Linked DNA regions of Homo sapiens: region 2 is linked to region 1. The links are chromatin contacts, found by Hi-C or POLR2A ChIA-PET in ENCODE. All regions are on one chromosome and are shown on one strand. The core of a region is the stretch at or near the end of the contact, and the rest is flanking DNA. Distances in the headings are between cores, read along the strand shown. Region 1 overlaps LOC124901595 (a long non-coding RNA gene). Region 2 overlaps LOC107986772 (a long non-coding RNA gene).

The links. Hi-C counts contacts between places; a loop is a spot of excess contacts on that map. ChIA-PET counts read pairs that join two places held with the same protein, here RNA polymerase II (POLR2A). Pooled maps may share reads with other maps.
Region 2: a pooled map shows a loop between it and region 1 (4-fold over the local background). The contact joins two enhancer-like sites. A Hi-C loop is called at or near these places in 1 of 50 pooled maps. POLR2A ChIA-PET finds 5 or more read pairs at or near these places in 2 of 52 experiments (GM12878 and activated CD4-positive, alpha-beta T cell).

What each region holds. Positions count from the first base shown.
Region 1 is chr7:17,038,891-17,043,330 of GRCh38, reverse strand. LOC124901595 (a long non-coding RNA gene) reads left to right here. Exons shown (of 4, transcript XR_007060239.1): 1 at 1-4,440. Among named protein-coding and RNA genes, the nearest start is that of AGR3, 160 kb to the right of the region's middle. Within about 2 kb of position 1,855, at least 5 of the 41 ENCODE cell types and tissues checked have a DNase peak (open chromatin) inside an H3K27ac peak, as active enhancers do.
Region 2 is chr7:17,204,905-17,209,048 of GRCh38, reverse strand. The region is part of intron 2 of LOC107986772 (a long non-coding RNA gene); the gene reads right to left. The region is part of intron 6 of LOC101927609 (a long non-coding RNA gene); the gene reads left to right. Among named protein-coding and RNA genes, the nearest start is that of AHR, 92 kb to the left of the region's middle. Within about 2 kb of position 2,613, at least 2 of the 41 ENCODE cell types and tissues checked have a DNase peak (open chromatin) inside an H3K27ac peak, as active enhancers do.

The sequences.
Region 1 (4,440 bases), core at 606-3,105:
CTGCAGAATTAGGTCAGAGATTTCCATCATGCAGTCTTCAGTATGCACTCCAATTGTCCGTGCAGGATTAAAAAAAAAATGTATTTGGAGAAACTAGTCCAGGAAGAGATATGAGTGTAACAGACACTAAGGCATTTGTTTTAACAACAACAACAACAAAAAGCAGACATTGTGAAACTATGCTTCATTTATGCACAGACTGCTAAGAGTAAATCACACTGAAAGTGAGCAATATACTGTGATAACCAGAGCTTTACTGCTTTGTCATGGTGAGATATTAAAACAGAGTTGCTATAATACATTTTGACAAATCAGCTAAGGCTGTAGCTAATTTGAAGGTACCATATACTTTTCTAATTTAGATAATCAAAGTGGACCCAAAAAATAATAAACTGAGTTTTAAAATCTCTTACCTATAATATTTAGAATTTATACAATTATTTTATTATTTTTTCCAGATTTGCTAAATATGCATTCCTTTTAGGAAGTACTCTCCATGCACGTGAATTTTCATTGTAAATAAACTTTGTAGGGCAACATATTTTCTTGATGTAAATTGACTGTGGGAAAAGTAAATAATGTGTGCCTACCACCTCAATCAGAAAAAACAAAATCATAACCAATGATTTTTATATAGACAAACTTCAAGCCATCAAAAGAAACCATTATGTGTCTGCTGCTAAATTCAAGGTTTACAAGGAAGCAAAATTTTGCCTCTTCTCACTTTTAATGTCTTAGGAAAACAGCTCTCTACAAGTTTGGGTGGAGATAGCTGTCTTCCACTCATTTTTTCCAAAGGATATGCAAAACCTGAATATTATGAAAAATAACAGATTAACACATGATACTCTAACTTTAAAGATGCTATCATATATTTGAATTTACAGAGAGTCATCAGAAAGGAATTTCCTCTTTCTCCCAATATACACCTACTTCTTTTTCTATTAATCTGTACTTTTGACAACTACCTGTCTGTATGCAATACATAAACACACACACGGTCATCCACAACAGTTGTAAACACACATGCATATATAGTCATGCAATTGAAGTTTTTTTCTCAGCGATCCATACACAAAGTAAAGTAGTAAATACACTGTAAACATAATCATTCTTCTCTTTTTCATGATTGTAACTGGCTCTAACTTTCCAAATTCCATATTTAAAAATTGTTAAATATAAGTAGAATAAACCCAGAATATGATCCTCATTTCAAAGTGGAGGGCTTAATAGGATGACCCAATGTATTTATTACAGTCACTATTGCTTGAGAAATGTACTTTTAAAATAAAATCCATGGCAAGAAAAATGGTAGATCTTTGTGTTATAGTTAATTATAGAAATTATTTTTCCAGCACAACTGTTCACATTCACCAATTTAATCTGCTTTGAGATGCCCTTGAGAAATTCAGATTGATTCAGTCTCATAAAATTTTAGGGTAATATATCATTGGTTGTTCTGTTTTGATTTTGCTCAGTTGGCATGCAGTAAAGCATTGATTTCAACTTACTTGTGAATAAAATTAAAAAGTCGGTTAGGCATCACTTTGTTTTGATTTGAACTATGCTGCTACCTGGTTTTAATTGTTCAACTACCTTTCTGTTCAGTAGTGATGTGTGTATTTGTGGCTCCTGTCCATTCAGTAGATCCCTCTGAAGGACCCTCTTTTATTGACAGCACATTTTGCTCTATGAAACATACTCTATTTCTGTGCCAAAAGATCTATTTGAAACAGAGCCAGTGTCTCATTCCAGGAAGAGGAAAGGATATCAAGAGTTTCCATGGCAATCAGTTGACGGAACTAAATTAAGCAGGAAACCTCTTCAGAATGCAAAGTAGTCTTGCAAAACAAAGTGGTTTGAAATATTCAGGAAGTGTGTCACAGCACAACGAAAGAAATGGAGATATGAATACCTCCATAATGTAAACTCCCTAACTGTAAAATAAACAATTAAATGCTAGCTTTTGTCCTACAAAAATAAACCCTCAAACAACTGTCATTTCTAATCAAATCTTTTGTTCCAGTTAGTTTTGGTTTTTTTTAGTTCTTATCTCTTATGATCAACATCATGTAAGAATATAACTACAATTGTTTATGTAGGTAGGAAAAATAACTTTTTTATGTTACTGCTGTTAAATTTATTTTGTATGAAATTGTGCAAATTTCATAGCTAGTTCTTTAACAGTGAAATCAGAAGGAATGACCAAAATTTATTTTAGTGAAAAAAAAAATGAAGAAACAGATTCCTTAGTTTAGAGAAAGGAATTGCTTTTAAAAATGGGATTCTTCATGGTAATTTGGATTATTGATAGTTTTAAAAATATCATTCTACTTCCTGGAGTGGAATTAGAAGGAATGAGTCTTGAAATTCCAGGAAATAGAAGAATTAGAATGAACCAGAGGTTTCTTATCTTCTGGTCAATTGCCAAATCGTTATAATAGTTTGCTTGGAAATACGGCTTCAACCTGTATCAGTAACTATTACCAGAAGTCCTTCAGACCACCTAAATGCTTTCCAAATGCTTTCCTCTTCTCTTTAAGGAAAGAGTTCTTGGAGCAAACGTTTCTAAAGCACACGGATTCACAATAAAAAATATTTAAACAATTCCTAAAACCTATTAACCACTCGTTATCCCAGCTTTTTAAGTTAAATCACTGTATTTGTTTGAAGTAAAATTATAGGGTCTCCTTTGAAGATGAACACATAAGAATATACATCTTAGAAGAGGAAGGTCTTATGAATTTTAATCTCAAATATTCTGGCCTCAATTTCAACGTGAACTTTAAAGTGTGATCTAAATGCTTACTGTGTGTAATATAAACATTAAGAGGCACATTTTGATGTCACCTGCGTGATAAAACTTTCCTGGCTTCATTGTGCTAAACTTTTCTCAAATTTTCTGGACCAGAAACATAGTCCAAACATAGCACATCATCATATCACACAGACAAACACACACACACACACTCACACACTACCATACACACAGCAAGAACACAGTACAGCACCAGCATACAGTAAGTGCCATAGGTGTGCCCACCTTGGAATGTTGTTGAAAATTAGATTCTCCTGGTCAATAGCCATCAAGTCCTATAACTGCCACATCTTTCCAAGATATTTTCCCCAATTCCATTACACTCCCCAAAATACTAGTCTCACTAGAGACAAAACATGACAAGAACTCTTTACACAATCTCTTAAAATCTACTTTATTTCACATTGCATGCCTGTTATCAAAACATCTCAGGTACCCCATAAATATATATACCTACTATGTGCCCAAAAATTTTTTTAAAAAATCTATTTTAACTTGGATAAGTTAAGTATATTTCTGTATATTAGGTAGAAAAAATCAGGTGGTTTTCTTAGTTTGGGTTAGCAGACTCTGAGACAATAATCCAAATGCAAATGGTTTATCTAGGCAGTGATCCCAGGAAGAACAGTGAAAGAATAAGGAAGTAAAACAAAGAAGGAAGGAAGTGAATATAGCTAATATTTATATTGTTAATCAGCAAATTACCACTATGGGAATGTAGGCTCAGTCTCACTGAGATTCTCTAAGAAGCTGTACAGAACATTCTTCAGTACTGTACCAGCAATGGCAAGAAAGCTGGAGTGTTTATCCACCAGATCTCATCCCTCACTGGTGAGGGTCACTCCTAAGATTCTGATTTTCCCAGATTCCTGGTCTGCACTTCTTGGACCTACCACATTTCCATGGTCAGAGAATGCTCTCCAACAGAGACGCAGGAAGCTTTATTTATTCTTAAAAGTTGAGCGGCTCAGGCTCATAAATACTAATGATCCAAGTATTTTCTGGTGTTAGCTAGCCATAGTGTGATATCTAGGAATGTCTAGCCAAGCTGACCAAGCCTCCCTCTAGCAATACTCCATTATGAGTACCATTTTTTACCTGGTTGCTAGGGACAACCAAATTTTGCCTATAATGATGAATAGAGGTCCTCCTGACCCAAATATCTGAGTGTATTTGAAAGGAGTTCTTTAATTTAGAGTCATATATAAAGGCAACAAAAAGCAGGAGTTGCAATATAGATTGAGAGCTGGATAATTTTTCTTGTATTTTTTATGTAGATACAAATATGTATACAAAAAATTAAGATTAGTGGAGTCATGATATTAACTTTTAAACTCTTCACAGAGAAGTAGAGAAACTGGTTTGACTGAGAGAATTCTCTCACTCTGGTTGTTTCTGATGTTTCTTGGTTCTTGCTTTCTAATTCTGTCTTCTCCTAAACTGGTACGTTCTATGATGTTTATGTTCCCTCATGGGACCACATCAGAATGATCACTTCCTTGATGCAAGGCTCTTAATTATGACTCCAGAGAAATCCAGAAAAATCTGTTCCCATCGGTTACTGCTGAAAAAAAGTACAAGATCTTGCTCAGCAGCATTCCTAAAGAGATTGCTTTCTTTTG
Region 2 (4,144 bases), core at 1,364-3,863, 160 kb before region 1:
TAAGGGGTATAATAGCTAGATGCAATGCATGATCCTAGATTGCATCTTGATTTTGGACAAAACAGGAAAAAAATGGAGAAATTTTATTTTGGCTGGGTCTAAAATGAAATTAAGAAATTATTTATTTTGCTAGATATTAAAAATCATTCTTTTGGCTATGCAGGAAAATACATTTATTTTTAAGAGCTGAATACTGACGTAGTTAGGTGTGTAATGAGATGTCTGTATTTAAAATTCTTCTGCACAAAACATGTTTTAAGAAAGCATTGGCCAGTCGCGGTGGCTCACGCCTGTAATCCCAGCATTTGGGAGGCCGAGACGGGCAGATCACGAGGTCAGGAGATCGAGACCATCCTGGCTAACACGGTGAAACCCCGTCTCTACTAAAAATACAAAAAATTAGCCGGGCGTGGTGGCGGGCGCCTGTAGTCCCAGCTACTCGGGAGGCTGAGTCAGGAGAATGGCGTGAACCCAGGAGGCGGAGCTTGCAGTGAGCCGAGATCGCGCCACTGCACTCCAGCCTGGGCGACAGAGTGAGACTCCGTCTAAAAAAGAAAAGAAAGCATTAGCATGATCCTTTATGACCTGACCCCAACTTGTTTATTTAACTTCATTTAGCCATAAGATAAAATCTATATCTTTATTTCTGTTTTAAAATAGCTCCCTTTGAGTCCTTCAGGATCAGCAACAGAAGCTTTGTTTCAGAGCAAGGATTTGTTTAGCCTCAAGTTCCTGAACAGATCTCAAGGTGCTTGGGAAGCACGTGTGTGTGTGTGTGTGTGTGTGTGTGTGTGTGTTTATGGGAACATATATTTACCTGGATGAGTTTTATGACTTTCATCAGGTTGTCAGAGGGGCATGCAACTCACAAATATTAAGAATGTCAAGAGTTTTCCAGTTTTACTTGTATAACTCACTGTACGGTAGCCTTTAAAAAAACAATGCTTAAATATTCATAGGGTCTTTAAGATAACTGATTCAAATTAAAATAATATACCTGAAGTTCATGGTTCCCTTGTTGAATTTTTTTGCCTTACAATGGTATTTCCATTTATATTTTCCATTGCATGCTGAGAATTAACTCCTGAGGGTTCTTCTTTTGTATACATTCATATGTTATACACTACGTCTAGTTTTCAGACAATGCGGGGGTGACAGTTGATTAAAAGGTGTGTCTCTGAGGCTTTAGAAAAGAAGAATCATTTAATCCTAAACCATTAGCTAGATCATGTATCTGGCATTAAAACCTGAATACTTACTTGGTTTTACAATAAGGTAAACTTCCATGGACATGGTAAAAGGCTGGACCACCAGAGGCCATTCCTGTACAGATAAGACTAGCAGTAACAGGGAAGGAAAAATGTCTAGGACCAGCTGCATGGGCATCCAACCTGTGCATCTTCACAGGGTTCCATACTTAAAAGAGCCTGATCCTTCATTTAATGATTGGCTGTCACCATCTCGAAGTTCTAAAACATTTTTTAATAAGGGGCCTCACATTTTTATGTTACACTGGGCCCCACATATTATGTAGTCCATCCTGCATATGGGACATGTCCCTGTGCTTATCTGTGTTGCTCATAGCTGTGTTCAACTTGGTTCTTGTTCAGCTATTGCTACCCCCAGTTTCCTTCCTGCAGATAAGGGCTGGGGTTGGGCTGCTTATTATGGCAACAGCACAAAAGGCATGAGCAAACATGTATTAGGATTAGGGAATGTGGAGGCAGGATAGCAAGGAAGACCTAAATTGGCAGAAAAAGTCCATCTAAATGGTGAATCACTAATATCACTCTATTTTTTATTCAATTTATATAACTTTCACTGACAACGCTCCTTTAAATTTCTAGTAATTCTCATCTTTCTATTCCCTTAGTCATACCTATGATGGAGGAAACTCAACTATTGAGGAAAATAGTCTCAGGGCTCCCCTATGCACTAATACTAAAATTGATCATGAATGACGCTGAATCTGCCATTTCAGATATTTTCTCTAAAAATTTAAAAGTGTTATTTTTCAAAATAACGTTAAAGACCTACAGGTGGCAACATTTTGATAAGGCAACATGTAAACATTTGTGCCAACAATGTTATGCTATGTTTTTTGTTTTTTGGGTTTTTTTTTTGCCACAAATTCGCAGTTTACCAGGGTTGCTGTGTAGGGCTGTACAGCAAATATCATGCTCAAGGGAGTTCAGAGGAGTTCAGAGGTGGCCAAAGACTAGACTATGACTGGCCTCTTATCTGATCCTGGCCTCTTTGTGATGAATTCTACTGAGTTTTTCAACAGAGGAAGTGCTCATGATAAGGGGGATTATCTTAGTGGTTTTCTTTCCCCCCAAGGTGGTCAAAGAGTAGCACTAGTAAGTACAGTAACCAAGTGTTATTATCTTACTTGTAATAATTAACCACCATATATGAGGCACCATGCTAACACTTGATGTGCCTATATCATTCAATGCTTCAGCAACCTGAGTAGTTACTGAATTATTCACTGTTTACAAAAGAGAAAATGGAGACAGAAAAGTGAAGTGAATTGCCCAAGGTTATGTACCTAGTAAACAATAGAGCAGAAATTTGAACCCAAAGCCAGAGGAATTCAGCAGCCGCGCCCTGAAGCACAGTGGTGCCCTTTGTCAGGCAGAGAACCCACTACGTCATTAAGAACAGGGAGTTTCTGGCTATGTCATTGCTGTAGGTTGAGTGAATAACTAACAAACAAAAAATTAATCAATGAAAGTGATTCTACTGTATTTTATATTTTAGCTATTATTCTAAAAAGTAACCATTGCTTTTTGTACATGATTTTAGCTCTGAAAATTTCCTGTCAGCAAGAAGTCATTTCCCAGGTGGGATTTTAGAGGATCCTAAATCATGGGCCTTTGCTGTCAGCTGTCATGAGAGGGGGAAGAATTGAGGAAGTAGACAGCAGATAAGGCTGGGAAATATATTCTCTTTCTGAGAAAAAAATAATTTTCAGAGATGGCATCTTTCTATGTTACCCAGTCTGCGGATCAGTGGCAATTCACTCTTCACAGCGACCATGGCACTACTGATCAGCACGAGGTAGGCAGCAGATAAGGCTGGGAAATGTATTCTCTTTCTGAGAAAAAAATAATTTTCAGAGATGGCATCTTGCTATGTTACCCAGGCTGGGGGGCAGTGGCAATTCAGTATTCACAGCCACTATGGCACCAATGAATCAGCACAGGAGTTTAGACCAGTTCCGTCTCCAAACTGGGCCAGTACCCAGCTCTCAGAAGGTCATCATATAGAGGCAAAACTTAATGCAGACACCCAATTGGCATAGATCACTGCAGCCCAGAAATAGTCTCGAGCAATCCTCCCACTTCAGCCTACTGAGTGGTTGAGACTATAGGCACGCACCACCAAACCCAGCAGAAAATGGTTTCTTATTGACCTTAAAGTATCATCACACTGATCACAAATGTATGAAATTTAAAATATGATATTTAAGAACCATCCAAACATCTATCGTTCTTTGTGTTTAATTATCTGGCTGTTTCACTTTTATGGCTGATTTAAGAAAGCACTGAATATGCCTATATGGAAAATCATATATAAATAACATTTTCCATGGAAGCAATAAAAGACATTAAAATACTATGCAATGAAAAGAATGTCTAATCATTACTCAAATGCAATCTGAAATTATCTAATTGTGTTTTATCCAGACAGGATTCTCTAAGATTCTTCATAGTTTTGTTTTATCTAGGCAACAAGAATGAGAGTAAATGTTAAGGAAATTCCCCAGGAGGAAATACTGATTTTGGAATTTTGCAATTGCATGGTATATTTGGCTGATGAACATGGAGATTAAAGTACAGTTGACCCTTGAAAAATATGGGTTTGAACTGCGAGGGTCTACTTATACGCACATATTTTCAACTAAATGGGGATCAAAAATTTGGTATTCTTGGGATGCAAAACTTGCATATATCAAGGGCTGCCTTTTCTTATATGTGGGTTCCAAAGGGCCAGCTGCAGGGCTTGAGTGTACACAGATTTGGGTATACTCCAGGTGCCCTAGAACCAATCCCCCACATATACCAAGGAATGACTGACTGTAGCTATAATTTCCCAGCTTCTCATTCTACTAGCTACCTACCAAGTGAAAACATTGGGG